Regions from separate parts of the Homo sapiens genome. Here region 2 is linked to region 1. The links are chromatin contacts, found by Hi-C or POLR2A ChIA-PET in ENCODE. All regions are on one chromosome and are shown on one strand. Each heading gives the region's core, a stretch centred on a gene start or an enhancer-like site at or near the end of the contact. The rest is flanking DNA. Distances are from core to core; before and after follow the strand shown.

Region 1 (6,424 bases), core at 3,855-6,354:
CACCCAGATCAGCTGCCTGGTGTGCCTCGGCCCATTCCAGGGCTTCCAATTCACCCTGGGGCGGGGGAGGCCTGGGGCATGCAGTTTTCCCACACTCCTTGCTGATTTTTTCTTCTATAATTTCTAAAATTAACACTGTGCTTGCTAGATGGGATGAAAAGGCAAATATGTATCAAGAAAGTTCCCCTCCCTAGGTCCTGCCCTAGGCTGACCCCCCCTTACAGCCTTTCCTGCTGCAAGGGCTTCTGGGGTCCTCAAGGTCCTTGAGAAACTCTCCAGTCCTGGACCAGTGCTGGAACCAACTCCGGGGGGGTCCCCTCAGCGGGCTGAGCCTTGACCGCTGGACCCCAAGGACGCCGGCGGCACTGACGCCACTATGGGCTCGGCCGCTGCCCTGGGTGGTAGTCAGCCACGTCATCAAGTGACACAGCACCCAACCCCCTCAGCACCAACAGGCAGGAGGGGGTGCCTCAAGTCTGCGCTCCAAGGTTTAGGACCAGGGCTGCAGCTGAGCCAACGCCGCGGGGCCACGAGGCTTCCCAGGTTTCACAAGGGCTCCTTTTAAGGCCGGGCGGAATCCAGACATTGAGCCAGATGCAAAGAATGGAGGCCAAGTCCAGAAAGAGGAGGGCCCTCCCCTGTGGGAAGCCACGCCGGCTCCCCTTGTGCCCCTAGATCCTAGGCTGGTTCTGGGCTCAGGAGGCCACCCCCTCCAGACCAGCCCACCTGTTCAGCCAGTGGGTGACCCACATGGTCACAGGTCCTGCAGGCTCAGGAACTCTTGGCTCCAGGCACCCCTGCCTCTGCCCCTTTGGGACAACTGAGGACAGGCTACCTGCGCCATCTGATCCCAAACCTCTGCCCACACCCCAGAAAAGTCCTTAGTTGAATTCTTCTTAATTAAATCCTTGGCTGACACGGAAGGAAAAAGCCAAATCTCCTCTCACAAGACCTTTAGTTGAGAGAACATGCACAGCTGCCTGCCCTGAAAGCCCCAGGCGTCCCATTCAGGAAGAGGCAACCAGAACAGACCGACGGCCCCACCACAGTCGTGCGCGGGCTCCTCTGCGATGGCTGGCAGCACAGCTCACTCAGCACACCTGTATCATCATCGACGTCACCATGTTATCAAAGGCCCTGCTAAGAGAAACAGACCCACTCAGAGGAGAGCCAGGCCCTCCACCCCTCTGCTCAGAGACGGGCCGGGCAGCATGGCTCCATCCACAGGATGCTCGGGACCTTCTCCAGGGTCCAGAAATGTGAACTCCGCTGAGAGGCCAGGACAGGAGTCCCACCCCACCGGGCACTGAGAACCCATCTGCTGCCTCCAAGTTCCCTGTGCAGCCTCCCAAGGCCCCAGGAAGGGGTGGAGGAGGGAGCAGCATGGGCAGGCAGAGCGGTGGTGTGGCAAGGATGGCCCTGTGCAGCCCAGGAGGCAAGACTGTGGACATTCGCCTGCCTGCTCCCATCTGGGACCAGGATGGCCCCAAGACAGTGTCCTGGTGGAGGGAGGGGCCTGCCTTGGATCACTGCAGCGTCCTCTTCCCTGCCAACCACAGGGAATTATGTCTTGGAACTGGGGACTCACTGAAAGCAAGTCTGGAATGTGGGCATGGACCCCACATTTCCCTCATGATGTTCAAAAGTTAAATCTGTTTACTTTGTGGACTATTCGGAAGACACCTGCAAACCAGGTTCCTGACTGTTCCAAATTCAACATAAAAGATCAGGTAGCTACAAAAGGACGTGTGATCCCTGAAAGCCACTGCCCATGTGCTTGGCCCTGAGTCCTGCAGGTGCCCCAGGTACCCACTGGGCACACCTGGGAAGCCAAATGGGCAAGCTCTACTCCCCACACCACACACACTCTATCCACTTTATGCGCTGGAGATCTGTGTAAGAGTTGGTGTGGAGAAACGGGGCTTTGTGGCTTTAAAACCTCTGCCCTAGGGGGATGGTGCTCATAGCTTAAAAAGATCTTTCCTCCCTTATTTTCCAAATGGTTGCATTTTGGCAACCAAAATGGCAAGGCATGTCCTACAGAAAGAAGGTGGCAAGACACAGAAAGTAGGGCCCACCTGGACTGGATGCGGTCCCCCGGGTTGTAGAAGGGGTTGCACATCACGTCTGTGTAGGAGTTGTGTAGCTTCCGGAACATCTGAAAAAGACCCAGCAAACCATGACCTTGCCACATACACACAGCCACTGCCAGATTTTTAGTTTCTCAGCATTTCAAAACAAAGTCAAAAAGGAAAAACAAAACACCCACTCGGGCGTGGCCCTCTAACTCCCTGACTTACGCTGCGAATTTCGTTGTCTCGAAGGGCTGTGTTGGAGGAATCTACCACCATGACAAACTTCACCTTGGAGTTGGTGACGTAGCCGTATCTGCACAGCTGGTTAGGGAAGGCACTCGTAACACAGGGACTGCCGGTGGAGGGCCCTCTGTGGGCCCTCACTTTGGAGAAATGTGGCAACCTTGAATCACAGGAAATGCCCATGCTGGGCTGGTCCTGCAGTGGCCGTGCTGGGTACAAGCCTAAATACTTTGCTAGGGCGACGTCTGGTGTTTGCAGGAGAAGCGAAGAGCAGGCAGCCAAGCCTTACCCAGTTCACACTCCAGGAGCCGAACCACCTAGACTCCGAGTCTGTCTGTCTGGAACACCTCACCCTCTTCATGAATCAATGCCTGGCCCGGAAAGTTAACTGCAAAACCAGAGGCTTCGTGAACAAGGCGGATCCCCTCTCTAGAGGCCACATTATTTTGTAAAATAGTGGCTACTAGCAAATGTCACCATGGACAGGCTACATGATGACTTTTGGGAAGGTCTTTGAATTCCATGGCCTCAAGTGATTTGTCCCAAGGGACTAGACGAGTGTCTAGTGACATAAGAGGCAAGGCCTAATGAAATAAATGAAACTATTATCCCCTGCTCAAAGGTGGTGGCTCCCCCTGAAAAGCACAGAAAGAAATCCTTGCAGGTACAAAGCAGAAGTGTCCCACTTCCTCTGCAAACCAGACAACGGACACGTGCAAACCAAAACATTCTACGGGGAATTCTAGCCTTGCTTTTCCCAAATGGCTCTTCCAATGAAAGAGAAGAGTTACAGGCCTTCATTCACCTCAAGCTACCCTAATTCCCTGGCTGGCTAAAAACTCTCACCTCTTTTTCTTCTAAAAGGTTTCAAGTTATCTGATCCTAAAGTACATCTTGCAACTGTAGGTCCTCCCTGACACACACCCTGCCCTGAAAGATACACCTTGTAGTCCTCCGTGGGGTAGAGCAGGCCCAGGTACAGCTCCCTCTGGTCGACCAGGGCCTTCCCCATTGCGGAGATCTTCTCATCCACCACGTCCAGAGATGTGTGCACCATGTAGTGGAACTTCAGCTCGTTCTCCGTAGGGGTGCTGCGAATGTAGAGGGGGTAATTCTGCAAGAAAGGATGACGGCGACTGAAAGGACAAGACTCCACCCAGCGCACACCAGCTCTGAACTATGCTGCAGAGCCGTGACCTGCAGCCACCCGGGGAACGCATTCCCATGCTCTAAGGCCCACCGCTTCATTCTCTATGCCGCAGTGGGCACTGCCTTCAGGGGATCCCAGCTAACCTAAGGAGATTTATGTGTTGTTTGCAAAGCAGCAGCAGTAGGGTGGGCGGAAAAGAAAAAATGAATCAGAAAAATGGGCCTGAGCACAGCCTGCCGATCAAGCCTGGCACCTGGGCACGCCTCTCACCTTCTCCTGGAGGCCACTCTGCCTCAGCCCACCTCTAACTCTGCATGGCTCACCCAAATACAGCACCCTCAATACTGGCTTTTCTTCACCTTGACAGTGACCCTTTTACTAAACCCTTCAAGACTCAGCTCAAATTCCCTTCATCTCTGCATTTCTGACCATTGGAAGCCCAGAATTAACAGCTTCTTTCTCGGTCTTTCACACACCACCATTTACCCTGTGTGTGTTCAGCACTGGGTCCTGCACAAATACAGTGAACAAGAGTCCTCGCTACCCTCGTGGGGAGTGATACCTAGTCAATAAACCCACAAACAAGCAAATGATCATCTTGGCCAAGAGGGAAGCCCATGAGCAGCTTAGCAGCAGCCACCGCCCAGCAGGGAGCGGTCTCGAGTCTGGTCTCGGGAGACCCTGGCTAGGAAATGAAGGCTCCGTGCAGCAGGAGCGTGTGGGCAGCCACCCAGCTCAGTCTTAGCCTTCAGAAAATGCTTTCCAGTTGAAATGTATGTGGGCCAGTAAAGAGGATGGGAGCTGGGGAGAGGTGTTCCGCGTGCAAAGGCCCACAGGTGAGAGGGCAGAGCATGTCCAGGGAGCTGCAGAATTGTTTGGTTGGAGCGGAGAGTGCCAAGGGTTATGGGGGGAAAGGATCCCAGAGCAGGTTATTCAGACAGCATCCTAAGGCAACGAGAAGCCACTGCAGAGGTCTCAGGCAGAGGCGTGACAGGATCCGATTTGTTTTTAACTCGGCTCCGGGGAGACTGGCAGGAGGGCCGGGGCCGCCGTCCGCGGGGAACCAGCGCTGGACGGGAGAACGGGCAGAACCTGCTGAGGACGGAGGACGGAGGTAGTGCCCGGGACCACCTAGGTTTCTGGTGGGTCCTGGCGGGGAGGAGACCTGCTGCGCCGAGGGGTGCGTTCAGCAGCGGGACGGGCGAGCGCGGAACTGGGGTCTCAGTCAGGGTCTGCCTGGCGGCTCGTCCACCGCGAAGCCCCTGACCGCTGGAGCTCGGCGAAGGCCTCCTCCAGGTCCCATTTCCTAAGGTGCCTTCTAAGCCCAGGGAAGAAGTAGAAAGAAAGCGGAGAGCCGAGGATGGTGCGAGCCCGGACGCCCCACGCCGCGCGTACGCACCTCCTTGGCAATCACCGCGATGCACACCGCCATCTTGGGAGGCTCGGCGCCAGGCACCGCGTCACGTGACCCGCCGCTGGTCACGCGGCCTCCAAAGCCCCGCCCCATCCGCACACAGCTGGCTCAGGCCCCGCCCCACTGGTCACGAGGCAGTCCAGGCCCCGCCTCCCGTCCCTCCGCGGACTCTGGCCCCGCCCCGCGAGTCACGTGGCCGTCCAGGCCCCGCCCCGCAGCCCAGCCGGAAGGGCCGGCGGACGCTCGCTAGGTCGGCTCGCTGGCCGGGGCTCCGCGGCTCCCGTGGTTGCCATGGCGGCGGTTGTCGCGGCGACGAGGTGGTGGCAGCTGTTGCTGGTGCTCAGCGCCGCGGGGATGGGGGCCTCGGGCGCCCCGCAGCCCCCCAACATCCTGCTCCTGCTCATGGACGACGTGAGTGCGGGCGGTGGGACGGGGCAGGGCCGGGGTGGGGCGGGGAGGGGAGGGGCGGATGGAGGGAGGAGCGAGGTGGGGGAAGGGCGGGCGGGGTGGGGGGAGAGGTGAGGGGAGGCCCCTTGGGGAAGGGGGGAGGCCCCGCGCGGGGAGGAGGAGGGGGAGGGGACGGGGGGTATCCCCGTGCGGGGAGGGGGAGGCCCCTCGGGGAGTGGCCGCGGGGTCCAGGCGTGGGGTCTCGGCGGTCACCGATCACCACACGCGCTGCCACTGTGCTGCATGACCGGGACAGCGTCCTCCCTGGCAGGTGGGTGGCCGGCGTGCTACCGGGCCCTGCCTCCCCCGTCTGACCTTTCCCGCCCTCTACTCTTGGGAAAGGTGGGCGCGCAGCGTGGCCTCCCCAAAGGGAGGAAGAGGCTGCTCCTGCCGCCCTGCCTGAGAGCTGCGTCGCCCTAGGAATCACTCCCGCCACCTCGGGCCGCCGGGTCCCCCCGCTGGGCTCCAGTCTTACCTGACGGCTGTCTCTGTCCTCTGGAGAATGCTGAGCGAAGGTCAGGTGTCCCTAAGGTCTGAAGAACTGAAAGGCTGGAATGTCTCCTGGTGGGCAAGTGCGGGGTCAGGGGTCACAGCCAGCCTGGAGGCCTCCTTCCCTAACTCCTTGTGGGAGCCACCTGGAGACTCAGGAATGAGCCTGCCTGGGGCATGGGTCACCGTGCAGGACCCCAGACACACCTGGGTTGAAACCCTACTGTCTCCAAGCTTGGGGGTCACTTCCATTCTTGAACCTCAGCTGCCACACCTGGGGGGTTACACCTGTCCCGCCGTGCTCACGTTGTGTGTGAGGACTGGGACGACACCGAGTACCAGACAGTTTTGGGCCGTCGGTGTCGCTCAGCCCCTGTGTGCTGGCTCCGACCAGCAGAGACCCTGACAGGTGCCTTCAGACCCACCTGTGCTGACCAGTGGGGGCCACGGGCCACACCCAAGGGCTGGGCAGTCGTGGCTGTCGGAATTGGAAGGTGCTGGTAGTGTAAAATACACAGATTTAGAAGACTTGGTGAAAGAAAAATAATGTAAAATATCTCACTTAACAATTTTATTAAATTAATGGTTTTTTAACATAAAGATATA
Region 2 (6,424 bases), core at 2,942-5,441, 620 kb before region 1:
ATGGGGCAAACATTAGTTAGGAGAGTGGCTTTGTGAAACGATAGAGCAAAGGAGACAGAAAAGAAAGCAGGAATGGGGAACGGGGTGGTGGGGCAGAAGCTGGGTGCTGTTTATTTTGTGCCTACTGTGTGTCACTCTCCATTCTCTGCCCTGGGGACATTTGACAGATGTGGACGTCACTGGTGTGATTTGCCCACATTCTGGAGGGAGAAGTGGGCATCTCAGTTGAGGAAAGGAAATGGCTATCTGGGGAATTCTTGAGGGGCACAGCCCAGGACGGAGCCTTGTGTTAGATGGGTACCTGCTGGCTCTGCTCAGCTCGGCAGATGTGTTGCCTAAATGACTTTAATGGCCAAGGCAGACTGGTATTTGCCCTCAGATATTTTGTCAGGACAGTGTAAAATGTGGGCCAAGATAGTGGTTTTGGGTCCAAACAGAAGGGGGTTAGAGATTTTGGAGGTTGAAGCCTGCTGCTAGAAGGAGTATAGAAAGAAGAACGGGGATTCTGTTTGCCCAAATACATGGTTAGGCTCATCTTGGACTTGTTTTTGTTTTATATCTTCTGTTACTTCTATGCACATATTAATAGATACCTAATTAATATTTGGTTGGAAATCTTAAAAGTTAGGATTTTTTTTTTCTTTTTTTTTGAGATGGAGTCTCACTCTGTCGCCCAGGCTGGAGTGCAGTGGTGTGATCTCGGCTCACTGCAACCTCCGCCTCCTGGGTTCACGCGATTCTCCTGCCTCAGCCTCCCGAGTAGCTGGGACTACAGGCACCCACCACCAGGCTCGGCTAATTTTTTTGTATTTTTAATAGAGTCAGGGTTTCGCCATGTTAGCCAGAATGGTCTCAATCTCCTGACCTTGTGATCCACCCGCCTTGGCCTCTCAAAGTGCTGGGATTACAGGCGTCAGCCATCACGCCTGGCCTAAAAGTTAGGATTTTTAAAAAGGCTTGTGGTCTGAGAAGGAAGGCAATAATACTTGGCAGGAAAGACTTAATTTTTTTTTTTTGAGACTGAGTCTTGCTCTGTTGCCCAGGCTGGAGTGCAATGACACGATCTCAGCTCACTGCAACCTCTGCCTCTCGGGTTCAAGCATTTCTCCTGCCTCAGCCTCCCGAGTAGCTGGGATTAGAGGTGTGTGCCATCACGCCCGGCTAGTTTTTTTTTTTTTTTTTTTGAGATGGAGTCTCGCTCTGTCACCCAGGCTGGAGTGCAGTGGCACAATCTCGGCTCACTGCAAGCTCCGACTCCCAGGTTCATGCCATTCTCCTGCCTCAGCCTCCCGAGTGGTTGGGACTACAGGCACCTGCCACCACCCCCGGCTAATTTTTTGTATTTTTAGTGGAGATGGGGTCTCACCGTGTTAGCCAGGATGGTCTCAATCTCCTGAACTCGTGATCCGCCCCCTCGGCCTCCCAAAGTGCTGGGATTACAGGTGTGAGCCACTGCGTCTGGCCTTTTTAAAATTTAATTTAATTTTTTTTGGGGGCGGAGTTTCGCTCTGTTGCCCAGGCTGGAGTGCAGTGGTGTGATCTCAGCTCACTGCAACCTCCGCCTCCTGGGTTCAAATGATTCTCTTGCCTCAGCCTCCAGAATAGCTGGGATTACAGGCATGTGCTACCAAGCCCAGCTAATTTTTTTGTATTTTTAGTAGACATGGGGTTTCTCCGTGTTGGTCAGGCTGGTCTCAAACTCCCGACCTCAGATGATCCGCCTGCCTCGGCCTCCTTAAGTGCTGGGATTGCAGGTGTGAGCCACTGCGCCAGGCCTAGATATTTTTTATATCAGGTCACATGTGTTTTATCTAGGAGGCAAACTTTCCTTGTAATTAGTGTTTTTTTTTTCCTTTTTTTGTTTTTGTTTGAGTGGAGTCTCGCCACTGCGTCTGGCCGTCATTAATGTTTTTCTAGTGATGTTGCACTCTCTTGACGTCAGTTAACTGTCACCTGAATCTTCAGGGACTGGGTTGGGTTGTGGGGTAGGTGGTGGCGTGACTTGCTGTTGATGGGACTGCTGTCCACAGGAACAGGAGGACCCACTAGTTACACAGCTGCCAAAGGTGTGGGTCTTGAGGCCCGAAGGTTGAGGTTGCAGTGAGCTGAGATCATGCCACTGGTCTCTAGCCCCGGTGACAGAGTGAGAACATCTCAAAAAAGAAAAGAAAAAGTGTTGGGTCATTATTTACACACCCAACAAGTGAAAGGTCTGGAGGGCCCAAGTGAGGACAGCTCAGTTCAGGCATGTTTAACCTCCAGATTACCTCATCCTTGAGAAATTTAGGAATAATCCCAGTGTCAGTCTTTGGAGGTGTGGTTCTTTGATGTTAGTCATGGGAATAAGGAATTTGCATTAAGCCTCAAGAATTGTGGAAAGTCCTAATGAGAAATGTCACGGGCAGAAACTGCCACCCGCTTTAGTGGTGCAGGTGATGGCTGTGCCGGAGAGCTGCGCGTAGCCGGCTGCTGGAGGAGAGGACGTGGCCTGTACAGGCAGCTTCGCTCTGGGGGGTGACTGTTGGAGGGCAGCGGGGACGAAAGGGACACATTTGTATGATGCTCAGTTGTCAGCAGGATGTCCAGGTTGCTTTTTTGGAGGGCAGTGGGTCCTTGAGACCTTGAGACCCATTCTCTTTGGAAAGTAATGAGTTACCGGGTGGGGGCTGTAGGAGGATGTTCAGTTGTGGTGTGGAGGCGTCGGGTTGCTTAACCTCAGAGGGATCTTTTTTCCTATGAGTTGTGTAGAAGAGGATGTCTTCCATAGATTTGAAGGACGTTAAAAAAAAAACCAACCCCAATGTGGCTTTCCTTCTTTCTCACTAGGGTGATAGTCCGACGTGCATGTCTGTTTCCTGGACCCTGGATGTGAAAATGGGGTTCTTGAAGGCACTGGGAGTGTTTCTCTGCTGGCCCCAGAGGCCTGTGTGTGCTGCTGGCGAGGCAGCTGGGCCACTGTCACTGTGCCCTGACAACAACGTTGGGAACTGTTCCTGAAAGTGTTAAACAAAATTTCAGTTTATTAAGCGCTCCTCTCATTAAGCCATTGTTTTATTTTTCTTTTTTGATTTTTTGGGCTTCTTTTGAAGCCATAATAAATTGGAATAGAAAGAATACATACCAAGAAACAAATATTAGGTCTGATTTTTTAATTTTTTGTTATTATTTTTGAGATGGAGTCTTGCTCTGTCCCCAGACTGGAGTGCAGTGGCGTGATCTTGGCTCACTGAAACCTTCGCCTCCTGCGTTCAAGCAGTTCTCCTGCATTCAAGCAGTTCTCCTGCCTGCCACCACACCTGGCTGATTTTTGAATTTTTAGTAGAGTTGGGGTTTCACCATGTTGGCCAGGCTGGTCTTGAACTCCTGACCTCAGGTGATGTACCTGCTCAGCCTCCCAAAGTGCTGGGATTACAGGCATGAGCCACCGCGCCCGGCCTCTCCAATATTTTTATTATTAAAATGCTAAATACTGCCGGGCCCAGTGGCTCACACCTGTAATCCCAGCACTTTGGGAGGCTGAAGCGGGTGGATCACCTGAGGTCAGGAGTTCGCGACCAGCCTGGGCCACATGGTGAAACCCTGTCTCTTCTAAAAATACAAAAAATTAGCTGGGCGTGGTGGCAGGCGCCTGTAATCTCAGCTACTCGGGAGGGTGAGGCAGGAGAATCGGTTGAACCCAGGAGGTGGAGGTTGCAGTGAGCCAGAATCGCACCACTGCACTCCAGCCTGGGTGACAGAGTGAGACGCCATCTCAGAGAGAAAAAAAAGAAATTACGCGTGGTGGCCCATGCCTGTCATCCCAGCTACTGAGGAGGCTGAGGCAGGAGAATCGCTTGAACATGGGAGGTGGAGGTTGCAGTGAGCCGAGATGGCGCCACTGCACTCCAGCTTGGGCACCAGAGTGAGACTCTGTCTCCAAAAAAAAAAAAAAAGGGGAAATGACTTAAAGGTGATGGCTTTTATACTTCTATTGTGCCTGTTTTCTGAGATATAAATTTAACTAGCTAATTCTCTCGTGTTTTAAATAGTAGACAAAGAAAGACAAGACCAAAGGAGAACCTTTTTCTCTGTTTCTTACTCCGTCTGCTTTTATTAATAGATGCTCACGGTGTGGTCTTCCACTCACTTCCCCTTTCATCTCTGAGCTTAACGAGCTCCTCGTATTATAGATTGTTACCATATCATGTGTTCCAGTCTGTGCCCGTGTATAAACGTGTGTTGTGTGTTACGCGATACTGTGAGATGAGTCTGCCCAGAGGGACTCTGAAGTCAGGACTGTGTCTTTTCCACACCTCTCCACCCCAGCTCTCATCATGCCTCTGAGAGAACCAGATTCAGAGTGTGGTGAGGGGAGGATGAAGTGGTTTGGGGTGGGCCTTGGGCCCCCATCTCTTTGCTGGAAGTGTAGTATACCTCTAGGATATGTGTCCAAACTGTTGGCTGTGAGACCAAGGAGGAGAAGTCTTTTTTGGCAGGCTAGTGCCTGCGGCTTGAGGTCTCAGTGTCTGTAACTGCCAGGCTGCAGAGCCCCACCTGGCTGAGTCAGGAGTGTGTTGTAACCTGCCCACCTGCCCAGGCTGGTTAGAAGCAAGCGTAGGCGTTGGGTCTGCCTGTCCTGGTCCAGGCACCTCTCCTGGTTTGGCCAGGTTTTGGTTTGTATTTATTCCTGATGTTGATGTGTAAATGATATCGTTACAAAGCAGGTAGTTTGCTTTGCTATTCTACGAATAACCCAAGAACCTGAGGATAATAGGACACGTTAACAGTCTGCTAGTTGAGAGTTCTGTTTCTGTGACTTCAGGGGACATATGACCATCCCGATTGTGGTGGGTTATTAAGGCTGTGACAAGTCACAGGTGGCTTTAGGGATGTCAAAGATAGGCAAAGATAGGTTCATTTGAATTTGATTTCATCTTTTGAGAATGGGTTGGTATACCTGAAATTGGCTTTGTAGTTTTGGTATTTTGATGTGAGAAGGCATTGGCTGAATTTTTTTTGTTCTCATAATTTGCATATTTTCTGTGTTTTCTCCATTGTTTGGCTCAGTTGTTTTCTTTTTCTTTTTTTTTTTTTTTGAGACACAGTCTCGCTCTATCACTCAGGCTGGAGTGCAGTGGCGTGATCTTGGCTCCCTGCAACCTCCACCTCCCGGTTTCAAGCACTTCATCTGCCTCAGCCTCCCAAGTAGCTGGGACTACAGGTGCCCACCACCACGCCTGGTTAATTTTTAAATTTTTTTAGTAGAGACAGGGTTTCACCATGTTGGCCAGGCTGGTCTTGAACTCCTCACCTCAATTGATCCACCCACCTTGGCTTCCCAAAATGCTGGGATTCCAGGTGTGAGCCCCCGCACCTGGCCGGGGTCAGTTGTTTTCGTGTTCCTTATCCCTCTTTAAACTTGGGAGAGCATTTTGTGTTTCGTGGAGATATCACAGCATAGAACAGAATTTTGATTGTAATTGTTTGTTGTTGACTTGCTGTAGTACTGTTTTCAGACTTCCAGTGTGAACGATAAAAGATTATCTTAAAATTTTAGGAAAAATTATCTTTTGTGTGGGTAGTGAATAAATAATTAGCATTAATGTTACCGATGTCTTCTACCTAGTTCTTTATCAAAATTCTTTTCCTGACTGCAATATTTCATTTTAATAGAGAATAATTTTCATGTGAAACTGCTTGCTTTATATTTTCTTTCTGGTTGCTATAGAAACAGTGCAGCGTGGTGGGTTACGGGGCTTTCATGAGGGAGCTCTCTGGGAGGCAGCAGTCACCTGGTGATGAGGGAGGGGAATGGAATTGTCTTCTTTCACATCCCAGCTTGGCCACGGAGCCTCAGGAGCTGCATCATCAGAATGATTGGATTTTCTTGTCCCTCCAGCTTAAATGCTGTGGGCTTTGTTCTCCAGTGGAGTGGTCATTGCCTTTTTTCCTACCTGTGAGTTAGTCCATCTCTCCAACCCACTGACGACCCAAGAGCTCCCCAGCCTTTCTCTGCCCGTCACAGTCAAGAGGGTCTGTTGGAAAATTACTGACTGAACAACAGATGCCAGAGATTGCCCTGAATTGTGGAAGTCCCGGCTGCCACCCCCTTACTTGAGGTCCTCATCTCACTGCACCAGCAGGGGTGAGGAGAGGGCAGGGGTGGCCCTGCACAAAGCTGGGGAAGAAAGGAGGCAGCTCCCGGCCAGGCAGGGCCCAGCTTTCCTTCTAGATCATCAGCACAAATTTGCGTTTGAAGATTTAACTTACATTTTATTTTTTTATTTGGATGATACATGTGTAAGTTTTGGGATGTTATGCAGTGTTCTGAGGATTGACGTTGGTGGCATATGTAACCTTGAAGGCAGCATTTTGTTAATTATAAAAAACTTGGAATATAGTGATTGAGTATGAAATAATTGAAGCTGTGAGTTCAGTTATGAAG

What was found. Hi-C counts contacts between places; a loop is a spot of excess contacts on that map. ChIA-PET counts read pairs that join two places held with the same protein, here RNA polymerase II (POLR2A). Pooled maps may share reads with other maps.
Region 2: a pooled map shows a loop between it and region 1 (2.9-fold over the local background). The contact joins the enhancer-like site here to the promoter of GALNS in region 1. A Hi-C loop is called at or near these places in 1 of 50 pooled maps. POLR2A ChIA-PET finds 5 or more read pairs at or near these places in 2 of 52 experiments (BJ and activated B cell).

Annotation. Positions count from the first base shown.
Region 1 is chr16:88,855,627-88,862,050 of GRCh38, reverse strand. GALNS (galactosamine (N-acetyl)-6-sulfatase) reads left to right here and starts at 5,104. Exons shown (of 14, transcript NM_000512.5): 1 at 5,104-5,293. The coding sequence starts at 5,174. It overlaps TRAPPC2L (trafficking protein particle complex subunit 2L), which reads right to left and starts at 4,924. Exons shown (of 5, transcript NM_001318525.2): 1 at 4,868-4,924; 2 at 3,260-3,432; 3 at 2,301-2,388; 4 at 2,079-2,158; 5 at 1-1,137. The coding sequence starts at 4,900. The coding sequence ends at 1,092. LOC107983950 (a long non-coding RNA gene) reads left to right here and starts at 5,471. Exons shown (of 2, transcript XR_933884.3): 1 at 5,471-5,600; 2 at 5,750-6,424. RefSeq lists a silencer at 4,972-5,371.
Region 2 is chr16:89,474,703-89,481,126 of GRCh38, reverse strand. All of the region lies in intron 1 of ANKRD11 (ankyrin repeat domain containing 11), which reads left to right. Among named protein-coding and RNA genes, the nearest start is that of ANKRD11, 13 kb to the left of the region's middle. Within about 2 kb of position 4,191, at least 9 of the 41 ENCODE cell types and tissues checked have a DNase peak (open chromatin) inside an H3K27ac peak, as active enhancers do.